2 separate regions of the Homo sapiens genome follow, and region 1 is linked to region 2. A link is an interaction called in ENCODE POLR2A ChIA-PET data of the cell type or tissue named here. Cell type or tissue: GM12878. All regions are shown on one strand. Each heading gives the region's core, and the rest is flanking DNA. Links, peaks and the distances in the headings are about the cores only.

Region 1 (5,372 bases), core at 211-5,210, 150 kb after region 2:
TCCAATGTTTGCTATTAGCCAGCCTTTTTGATTACTGTCACTTAGTGGGTGTGAAGTGGTATCTCAGTGTGGTTTTGATTTGTATTTCCCTAATAATTAATGATGTTGAACATTTTTTCATGTGTTTACTGGCTATTTTTTCTCTTCTCTAGAGATATGTCTACTCAGATTCTTTGTTCATTTTTAAAACTGGGGTATCTGTCTTTTTTATTGTTGAGCTGTAAGAATTCTTTATATATTCTAGAAACTAGAACCTCATCAGATCTATGACTTACAAGTATCTCTCCCATTCTGTGTGCTGTCTTCATTTTCTTGAAAGTATCCTTTGAAGCACAAATGTTTTTAATTTTGATGATGTCCAATTTATTTTTCCTTTGGTTGTTTGTGCTTTTGATGTCATAGCTAAGAAACCATTGCCTAATCCAAGGTGATAAAGATTTACATCTATGTTGTTTTTTTTTTTATTTTTTTGTGAGACGGACTCTTGCCCTGTCGCCCAGGCTGGAGTGCAATGGTGCGGTCTCCACTCACTGCAACCTCTGCCTCCCAGGTTCAAGCAATTCTTCTGCCCCAGCCTCCCAAGTAGCTGGGATTACAGGCGTGCACCTCCACACCTGGCTAATTTTTGTATTTTTAGTAGAGACGGGGTTTCACCATGTTGGTCAGGCTGGTCTCGAACTCCTGACCTCGTGATCCACCCGCCTCAGCCTCTCAAAGTGCTGGGATTACAGGCGTGAGCCACCGCGCCGGGCCCATCTTTTTTTTTTTGAGACAGAGTTTCATTCTTGTCTCCCAGGCTGGAGTGCAATGGTGTGATCTCAGCTCACTGCAACCTCCGCTTCCTGGGTTCAAGCAATTCTCCTGCCTCAGCTGGGATTACAGGCACACGCCACTACACCCGGCTAATTTTTTGTTATTTAGTAGATACGGGGTTTCACCATGTTAGGCTGGTCTTGAACTCGACTTCAGGTGATCCACCTGCCTCGGCATTCCAAAGTGCTGGGATTACAGGCGTGCGCCTGGCCCTATGTTTTCTTTTATGAGTTTTACAGTTATAGCTCTTATATTTAGGTCTTTAATCCACTTTAATTTTTTTGTATATGATGTAAGGGGCCAACTTCATTCTTTTGCATGTGGGTATACAGTTGTCCAAGTACCATGAGACACTATTCTCTCATGAAATAGTTTTGGCACTCTTGTAGAAAATCAGTAAGCCACAGATGTATGAGTTTATTTCTAGACTCTTAATTCTATTCCATTGATCTATATATTTATCCTTCTGACACAGCCACTCTATTTTTATTACTGTAACTCTAAAGTAGTATGTTTTGAAGTTGGAAAGTGTGAGCCTTCTAACTTTCCTCTTCTTTTTCAAGACTGTTTTGGCTACTCTGGATCCTTGAATTTCCATATGATTTTAGGATCAGCTTATCAATTTCTGCCAAACAAAGCCAGCAAGAATTTTGATAGTGATTGCACTCAATCTGTGAACCAATTTGCAAAGTATTGACATCTTCACAATATTAAGTCTTGCAATCCATAAACATGAGGTGTGTTTCCATTTATTTCGGTCTTCTTTAATTTCTTTCAATAATGTTTTGTTCCTTCAGTGTACAAGTCTTACACTTCTTTTGTTAAATGTATTCCTAAGTATCCTATTCTTTTTGATGCTTTTGTACATAAACTTGTTTCCTTAATTTCATTCTTTGATTGTACATTGTTGGTGTATAGAAACAATTTTTGTACATTTATCTTTTACCCTGAAGCTCTGCTGAACTCGTTTATTAGCCCTAATAGTTGTGTATGAGTGTGTGTGTGTTCCTTAGAATTTTCTACACACAAAATCATGTCATCCGCAAACAGAAATAGTTTTACAACTTCCTTTTCAATCTACATGAGTTTTATTTCATTATCTTATATAATTGCCCCAGCTAGAATAGAAATGGCAGGAGTGGAAGTCTTTATTTTATTCCTGATCTTAGGGGGAAGGTTTTCAGTCTTTCTCCATTGAATATGATATTAACTATAACTTTTTCATAGATGCCCTTTTCAGGTTAAGAAAGTTCCCTTCTATTCCTAGTTTGTTGAATATTTTTATCATGAAAGAATGTTGAATTTTGTCAGATGCTTTTTCAGCATCCAGATAATCACATTGTTTTTGTTCATTTTTTCTATTAATATGGTGTATTATATTGATTGATTTTCATACTTTGAAAATGGGATACATCCCATTTGGTCATGGGGTACAATCTTTTAGGTAAGTTGCTGGATTTGGTTTGTTAGTAGTTTGTTGAGAATTTTTACATCTATCTTCATAATGGATACTGAAGAATGCATCAGAGTACTTTAATAGCTGGTCTATAGTTTTTCTTTTCTTGCAATGTTTTGGTCCACAATTAGGGTAATACTGGCCTCACAAAATATAGTTGGGAAGTATTAGCTTCTCTTCTACATTCTGGAAGAGTTTGTGAAGAACTAGTCTTAATCCTTCTTTAAATATTTTGTGGAATTCACAAGTGAAGCCATTTGCTCCTGGGCTTTTCTTCATGAGATTTTTCTTTAAGGCCAACAACTCTTTGACTTGCCCTTTGAGACTATTTTCTAGATCCTGTAGGTGTGCTTCAACCTTTTTTATTCTTTTTCTTTTGTCTCCTCTGTGTATTTTCTTTTTTTTTCTTTTTTTCTTTTTCTTTTTTTTTTTTTTTTTTAAATGGAGTCTCACTCTGTCACCAGGCTGGAGTGCAGTGGCACAATCTGGGCTCACTGAAACCTCCACCTCCCAGGTTCAAGCGATTCTCCTGCCTTAGCCTCCCGAGTAGCTGGGACTACAGGCATGTGCCACCACATCCAGCTAATTTTTTTTGTATTTTTAGTAGAGAAGGGGTTTCACCATGTTGGCTAGGAATGTCTCTATCTCTTGACCTTGTGATCCACCCACCTTGGCCTCCAAAAGTGCTGGGATTACAGGCGTGAGCCACCATGCCCAGCTCACTAAGTCTTTCTTCTGCCATCAATTCTGGTATTAAAGGATTCTGAGGCATTCTTCAAAATGTCAATTGCATTTATCAGCTCCAGAATTTCTACTTGATTCTTTCAAATTATTTTAATCTCTGTTAAATTTATGTGATAGGATTCTGAATTCCTTCTCTGTGCTATCTTGAATTTCTTTGACTTTCCTCAACAAAGCTATTTTGAATTCTCTGTGTGAAAGGTCACAAATCTGTTTCCCCAGGATTGGTCCTTGGTGCCTTCTTTGGTTCATTTGGTTAGGTCATGGATGGTGTGGATGCCAGTAGATATTGAAGAGTTAGGTATTTATTGTAGTCTTCACTGTCTGGGCTTATCTGTACCCATCCTTCTTGGGCTTTCCAGATATTTTAAAGGACTTGGGTATTATGATCTAAACTGTATCTACGTTGTGGTTCTTGCAGCCTCATAGAGGTACCACCTTGATGGTCTTGGACAAGATCTGGGAGAATTCTCTGGATTATCAGGCAGAGACTCTTGTTCTCTTCCCTTACTTTCTCCCAAACAGACTGTGTGTGTGTGTGTGTGTGTGTGTGTGTGTGTGTGTGTGTGTGTGTGTGTGTGTCTCTCTCTCTCTCTCTCTCTCTCTCTCTCTCTGTCTCTCCTCAGCCACCTAAAGCTGGGGGTGGAGTGACACAAGCACCCCTGTGGCCAACACCACTATGACTGCACTGGGTCAGACCTAAAGCTAGCACAGCACCAGCACAGCACTGGGTCTCACCCAAGCTTGCCGTAACCACTCCCTGGCTATTGCCTATGTTCGCTCAAGACTCTGTGGTTCCACAATCAGCCAGTGGCAAAGCCAGCCAGGCCGTGTCCTTCCCTTCAGGGGGAGTGAGGTCCCCCAAGCCTCAGGTGGGTCTAGAGGTGCCATCTGGGAGTCAGGGACTAGAGTCAAAAACCTTAGAGGTCTACCCAATGTTCTATTGTACTATGGCTGAGCTGGCACTCAAACCACAAGACACAGTCTTTTTCACTTGTGCCTCCCCTTTCCAAAGCTAGAGGAGCCTCGCCCCATAGCTACCACCACCCCAGGCCACAAGGAGTATTGCCAGACAAGCACCACTGTTCCCTTAAGCTTAAGGCCCAGGGATTCTTAAGTTAGCTTATGGTGAATACTGCCTGGCCTAGGTCTCACCCTTCAGGGCAGTGGGTTCTCCTGTAGCCCAGGACAGGTCTAGAAATGCCATCTAACAATCAAGTCCTGGAATCAGGGATCCCAAGAGTGTATTTGGTACTCTGTCCCTCCATGGCTGTGCTGGTACCTGAAGCCAGAAAGTCTCAGAGGCTCACCCAAAGCCCTTGACATAGCAGCTGGGTATCAATGCTGGTTATTCACAGCCCATGGGCTCTTCGGTTAGCAGGTGATGAATGCTGCCAGTACTGAGTCCTTTTCTTCAAGGCAGTGGGTTCCCTTCTGGCCTGGGGCATGTCTAGAAATGTCATCTGAGAGCTGGCATCTGGAACAGGGAGACTTGCGACTCTGACTGGTCCCCTATCCTGCTGTGACCAAGATGTTATCTAAGACACAAGACAAAGTCCTGCCCACTCTTCCCTCTCAAGTGGAAGAAAGGGGTCTCTCTTGGAGCCACGAGCTGTGTAGCCTGGCATTGGGGTCGGGGAGGCGGGGGGTGAGCCAACACTCCCTTGGTTACCCCAGCTGGTGTCTCAGTATGTCACCTGCCCCTCTGTCCACTGTCTCTGGGACCAGTTCAGCACTAGGACTCGCCTAAGAGTTGCAGTCCTTTTGGCCTAGACTGCCTTTCAAGTTTACTTGGAGACACAGAGCACTATAGCCCTCAGTGGCAAGCCTTGCAGGAATTCAAATTTGGATCACTGGGATCAGCAGTTCCCCTCTGGCTAGGGTTGGTTTAAATGCTCCCTCTGTGCACAGGTGTCAGCTGAGTTTGGTCCAGTTCTCCTTTCTGCTCTAACAGGATAGCATTGAGTTCAATGCCTCACAATTGTTGTGTTCTCCCTCCCCAAGCACCCAGAGACACTCTCTGCACCATACTGCCACTGCTGCAGGGGGAGGAGTGGCACTGCCTATTCAGGACTGTTTTTTCTATCTCTTCAGTGCCTCTTTCAGTGATATGAAGTTAAAACTAGGTACTGTAAGTGCTCACCTGATTTTTGGTTCTTATGAAGGTGGTTTTTTCTGTGTAGAGTTGTTAAAGTGGTGTCCTTGGCAGGGGGAATGATCAGTGGAGCCTTCTATTCCACCATCTTGCTCTGCCTCTCAATTTCCCTTTTGATTTCTGTAGGGTCAGTAGTAATATCTTGTCTTTCATTCCTGATTTGAGTAATTTAAGTCCTCTCTCATTTTTCTTGGTCAGTCCAGCCAG
Region 2 (5,325 bases), core at 326-5,325:
AAGATTCTTTAGAAAAGTGATTGGATCCATCTCAATTGTGCACTTGAACAGCAGTGATGTAAATGTGCTTATTTGTGTTTTCATTTTTAACTGTGCAGCCTTACCACACCTATTTTGAAAGCTGATCTTTTGTCCTCTTCAGGGCTTTTCCCTTGTGCCATGTTGTCTCCAGCAATATATGTGGCTTCTGGCTCAGAGCTTCTGCTGAGGCAGGGCCTCGCGCTGAGTCACATGGCTCCTTGGAACAAGAAAACTTTCTCAGAAGTCCCCACACGGGTGGGTGACAGAAACAGTTTGTGGCAACACAAATCTCTCTCCATGGTGGAGAAACCTTTGCTTATCCACTGTATTCTACTCAGTGTATAGTGATGACAGATGTACTAGAATTAAACCAGTCAAGTGTACTGGCCCGGGGTGAGTGTTAAATGTGTATCTCGCCTGTGGAACCTACTCAGCAGCTTGGTTTCTGGGGTTGGGGGCATATTTATTTCTTAAAGCCAAACCTCTCCTTCATTGGTTTAGTGTACATAAGTCTATTTAGATACACTTATCCCACTTTAATCTCCACCAGCCCCTAAACTCTCTCCTGTACCCTCTGTTGCTGAAGTGGCCTCTTCACCTGGGCCCTGGAAAAGCCGATGGAAAAAGTCTGTTCCTGCAGCCAAGGCCTGGGTCCCAGGTGACTAGGAGTAGCCATAGGAAGGTGAGGAAGGAGAAGTGGGCATGTGGTGTCATCTGTAGTCCAAGGTCTCTGCGTCTCGTCAGTGGGTGCAGTGCCTTCCCCCTCAGGTGTGAGCGTGATGGACTCTAGACTGCCTTCCATGAGTGTTGGTCATGCTATGATGTCATCATTTGCCATTAAAACCCAGTTTGTATGATGCCAAGAGGATTAATTGTGCAAGTGACTGATTCATTTAAATTGTAATCACATCCCTTTTCTGCTTCACCAACCTGAACTGTTTTTAAAAATATCATTAAAAGTCTGTTCTCTTTCCTTTTGACTTATTTCTGAACACCTTTTTTCAGTAGAGCCACATAAATGATGATGTACTTACTCAACTCGTGGGCCTCCTCAGTCAACAGGTAGCAAGCTCTTACAGAATCCCCACGATTTGGAGCTGCAGTACCTGGGCCAGGATGAAGTGACCTGTATGGGCAAAGTGATGGCCTGGAGATGAGTGCCTGCAGTCAGGTGCCTGAGGTCCCACTCGGCCTTGCCCAGTGAAATCACCCTCAGTCTCTTGTGACTATTGATCTTATAAAAATGAGGCCCCTTCCCTTCCCCTTTAGAGCTAGACTCTACCCTGAGGCACTAGTTTTGGGGCTCTGAGCAAAGGATACTGGTCATCTTTTAAGGTAAAACAGGCAAATAAGTGCTTTTAAATAAACATCCTGTTTACAGTAAGTTCCTATAGACTACTTCCCTGCCCCCATGCCTCCTGCAGACAGAACCCTGTTTCCACAGTCATCCTTTGCCTGTTCTTGTCAGTCTTCTAAAATTGAAGACACAGGTGCCTGCAGCTCAAATTGTTATGCATCCTTGTTCCGTAGGGCACATTCTTTTGGCAGCTGTGCTGGTCAGAGGCTGCGTGGTTGCTGTCACTGCTGCCAAACAGCATAGCTCTGGACAAGCCCAAAGGGGCAGAGCTTCGTCATCTCCTGGCTGTGCCTCAGACCCTCTGCAGCATGCAGGAGCACATTCCCCCTGGCCCTGGTAGTCTAGGATGCTTCCTGCAGCCTACCTGGAGGAACAGCAGAGGGGCAATGCTCTAAATGTTCTCCCTGCCAATCTTTTGCCATTCCAGCTGGGCTGCAGTAGTGCAACTTGGAAGCCATGCTGAAGCACAGTGACACTTACTCAGTGGAAGGCACAAGTACCACTCTGGCCTTGCAAGAAGTGGAAAGAACCACCTATTCCTAAGGGTCAAACCCTCTGAAAAGCATTGGTTTGAGGAGGATTGGGGAGGGAAAGTGGAGATAATGTGGCTTTCTAATAACACCACCTGTGGTTTTGCAGCATCCATTTTAAGTGGAGAAGTACACCTAGACAGAGCCTAAATTAGGGTGTCAGCTATAATTCAGAACTACATTGATGAGCTTGAAATAGCAGCAGTATCTTGCTCCCCTTCCTTGGGAAATGCTTCCTTTCGACCTCCTTGGTTTGTTTTTAAGAGAACCCCCTACTGTACTTCATCTTGGCATGGTGGAGTAATGGAGGCACAGGGGCACCAGCTGAGGCTGGCTTCTCAGGAAAGCCACTGACAATGGCTACTTCCTTCTTTGCTTGACTGCCTTCTGCTTTAAAGGCAAAGCTGCACCAGCCCTGACCAAACCTTAGTTCCAGAAGTGGGTTCAGCATAGGCTGCTTCATTTGTGTCTATGGGAAAACACAAGGATTCCCATTCCCTCTTATTCCAAATGGGAGAACAAACAGAAGTAACCACTGAGGTGGTGGTCCCTGGGCTGGCAGAGGAAAAACCATTCTCTTCTCACTATTGCCTAGGCAGAACGTGGCCTATACAGCTGCACCATATCAGCATCCCCCAAGCAAACCAAAAAACAACGACTGGGATTCAAAGCAGGAGAGTTAAGGTTGGGTCCTGGGTTTGGGAGTGAAGCAGCATGAGGAAACGGGTCTGCCATATCGTGAAGCCTCGGGTACTCAGGAAGGGGGAGCTTCACGGATAGTACCTCCAGGCACCTTGCCTAGAGTTGAGTCAGAGAGGGCAGGGGTGGCCCACTGGCTTCTCCAAGAGGGAACGGAGGGCACTCATAGAATGGATGGTGTGTGGTCAACTTAAAGGCAAAGATGGACTAAAATACTGAACTTAAAATTGTTTCAAGCAGTTTCACATTAAGAGCTACCTCATCCATCCTGACATTTTGGGAAGTACAGGTTATACATAGTACAAGGCCTTATCAGTGAGAAAATGTAAAGCCAAGTAAATTTAAATTTAAAACACAGAAAGTACTGCTTGACCAAAACTACAAAAACAACAACAACAACAACAAAGCACCAATAAAACATAAAACACAGACACACAACTTTGGAAAGCAGCTACTTCAGTAAAATTCTTTTATGAAACAACTCAGGGTAAAAATCTAGCTGTTGGGGAGGCCCAGGAAAATCCCCCTGCCTAGTGGCAGGCAGCAGGGCTTGAAGGCCAACCAGCCTAGCCTGGAGACAATTACTCTATGGCACAAAAATAACAGGAATGAGGCAGCAGCCATGGACTCTGCTCACAACTCACAACCGTCACCCTTAGCTCTCCACACGCAACAGGTTTCTTCCTAGTAAGGGTGGAGCAAAAGATTCACACTGATGTACTAGAAAATCAAAACAGTTAACATTTACAATTACACTCCTTCCCCCTAAGTACAGACTGCAAAGCCAGACAGAGCTGGCCTGGCCGCCACCACTGCCAATGAAAACGCCTTGGGAAAAGCCAAAAGTGCTCACTGCTAAACACCATTGTCAGCTAAAGGGAAAAAAAAAATCCCTTTTAAGGAAAGTAACTTCAATAGGCTCCTTTTCTGCCAGGACCTCCAATCCCTCTGAACATAAGCCGAACCACAGACTGCCGCACATGTGTCTGGGTCCTGGCTTTTCTTCCCTCACCCCTCCGCAGAGCTTCAGCACCAGTTGTTAGCCAAAAATAAACACCATTCCTCAACCATATATGTCCACCGGCCCAGAGTCGGGGAGGAGGAGAGGAGGCAGGTCAGCCGTCCCCCGGCTGCAGCTGCACTCACATGTGGCCACTGCTCACCATGCACATAACCCAGCTCAACCGGGAGTGCCTGCTGCACCTCTTCTCCTTCCTAGACAAGGACAGCAGGAAGAGCCTTGCCAGGACCTGCTCCCAGCTCCACGACGTGTTTGAGGACCCCGCACTCTGGTCCCTGCTGCACTTCCGTTCCCTCACTGAACTCCAGAAGGACAACTTCCTCCTGGGCCCGGCACTCCGCAGCCTCTCCATCTGCTGGCACTCCAGCCGCGTGCAGGTGTGCAGCATTGAGGACTGGCTCAAGAGTGCCTTCCAGAGAAGCATCTGCAGCCGGCACGAGAGCCTGGTCAATGATTTCCTCCTCCGGGTGTGCGACAGGTAGGCCACCTTGCCTCCTGAGCAGTGCTGGCCCCGCTAGCTCTGGCTTCCCTCTTGGGGGGCAGGGAAGAGCAAATTACGAGACCAAGATGGCTCCACCTTCGGGGCGCCTCAAACTAGGCCCAAGGCAGACATCCAGACCGCCCAAAGCAGGGTCCCCAGGAGACAATAAAATCATGAGGGAAACAATTGCTAATCCTCCTCTTAGCCTCACAGGTCCTGGGCTGCTTCATGCAAACACCAAGAAGTGGGGCCTCCGTACTGGTAGTCATTAAGTGCTGGGTGGGTCCAGCTGGGCCTGGATTTTCAAGGTCAGGCTCTGGGAAAAGGCTTCCAGATGCAGCAATCAGCTCACCCCTCCATTAGGCCTAGCAAGCAGCCCTCAAGGCCTGGGAAACTACGGAGGAAAGAGAGGGTGGGGAGCCAGAGGTGGAGAAGCCAGGGTGCTCAGGTCAGCTGAGCCAAACCAGACTCCAGGAGTAGATGAATTACTGATTTACACAGTATTCCTAAGGAGGGTGGCTTAGCCTAATTTTTCAAATTAGCAAACTGATGCTCCACGAGGTGGTATGATTTGCCCAGTCTAGGGTTGCCAGATTTTAGCAAATATATAGGCTGCCCAGTTAAATATGAATTTCAGATAAACAGTGAATAATATTTTAGTGTAAGTATGTCCCAAATACATCTTGTGTTTATCTGCTAACCCCCACCCCAGACACAGACATAGACACTGAACCACCAGGCCAGGCTCCCTCCATGGTCCCAGCCTCATGGGCAGAGCGGCCCAGGCAAGAACACAGAGCTATTCAACCAGCCTCTCACTGAGCTTCTGCCAGTCCCGTGCTGCCTTTGAGGAAAAACACCCCCTTGATCATATAACAAACTGGCCCTGGCTGTTCATGGAAAACTAGACTCAGCCAGTTTACTGCCACCCAAGTTCATAGCTGCTATTTGCTGGCAGCACGACAGGAGTGGAAGGAAACAGCGTAGTGACCCCACCTTTCTTTTGAGCTGGTAGGAAGAAAACAGAAGATGGACTTGGGGTTGGGCCCCGACTGGACAAGGCTATTTTGATGGGCTTAACAAGGCCCAGGAATTAGACTAGAGTGACATGGGTGGGGGTTGGGGGGAGGCGAATGGCACAACATGTCCTGAAGTTGTTCCATTCTTACTGTAAGAGAACCGAGCTTAATGCCCCAAACCTGCAAGGTGTGAAGTG

The links. Peaks named below come from ENCODE experiments on the same cell type or tissue, not always from the same donor. Only the 100,000 strongest peaks of a DNase experiment are listed, where the experiment ranks them.
Region 1: POLR2A ChIA-PET joins it to region 2 with 6 read pairs; 2 of 35 experiments call an interaction of 5 or more read pairs at or near these places.

The regions. Positions count from the first base shown.
Region 1 is chr15:63,740,574-63,745,945 of GRCh38, forward strand. The region is part of intron 12 of HERC1 (HECT and RLD domain containing E3 ubiquitin protein ligase family member 1); the gene reads right to left. Among named protein-coding and RNA genes, the nearest start is that of HERC1, 91 kb to the right of the region's middle. In GM12878, for the core only: no CTCF peak of the experiment used is centred there; no DNase peak of the experiment used is centred there.
Region 2 is chr15:63,593,640-63,598,964 of GRCh38, forward strand. It overlaps USP3 (ubiquitin specific peptidase 3), which reads left to right. Exons shown (of 15, transcript NM_006537.4): 15 at 1-994. It overlaps FBXL22 (F-box and leucine rich repeat protein 22), which reads left to right and starts at 3,748. Exons shown (of 2, transcript NM_001367807.1): 1 at 3,748-4,106. The coding sequence starts at 3,754. It overlaps USP3-AS1 (USP3 antisense RNA 1), which reads right to left. Exons shown (of 3, transcript NR_034080.1): 2 at 1,056-1,147. RefSeq lists an enhancer at 1,067-1,116. In GM12878, for the core only: no CTCF peak of the experiment used is centred there; no DNase peak of the experiment used is centred there; H3K27ac peaks cover 1,243 bases.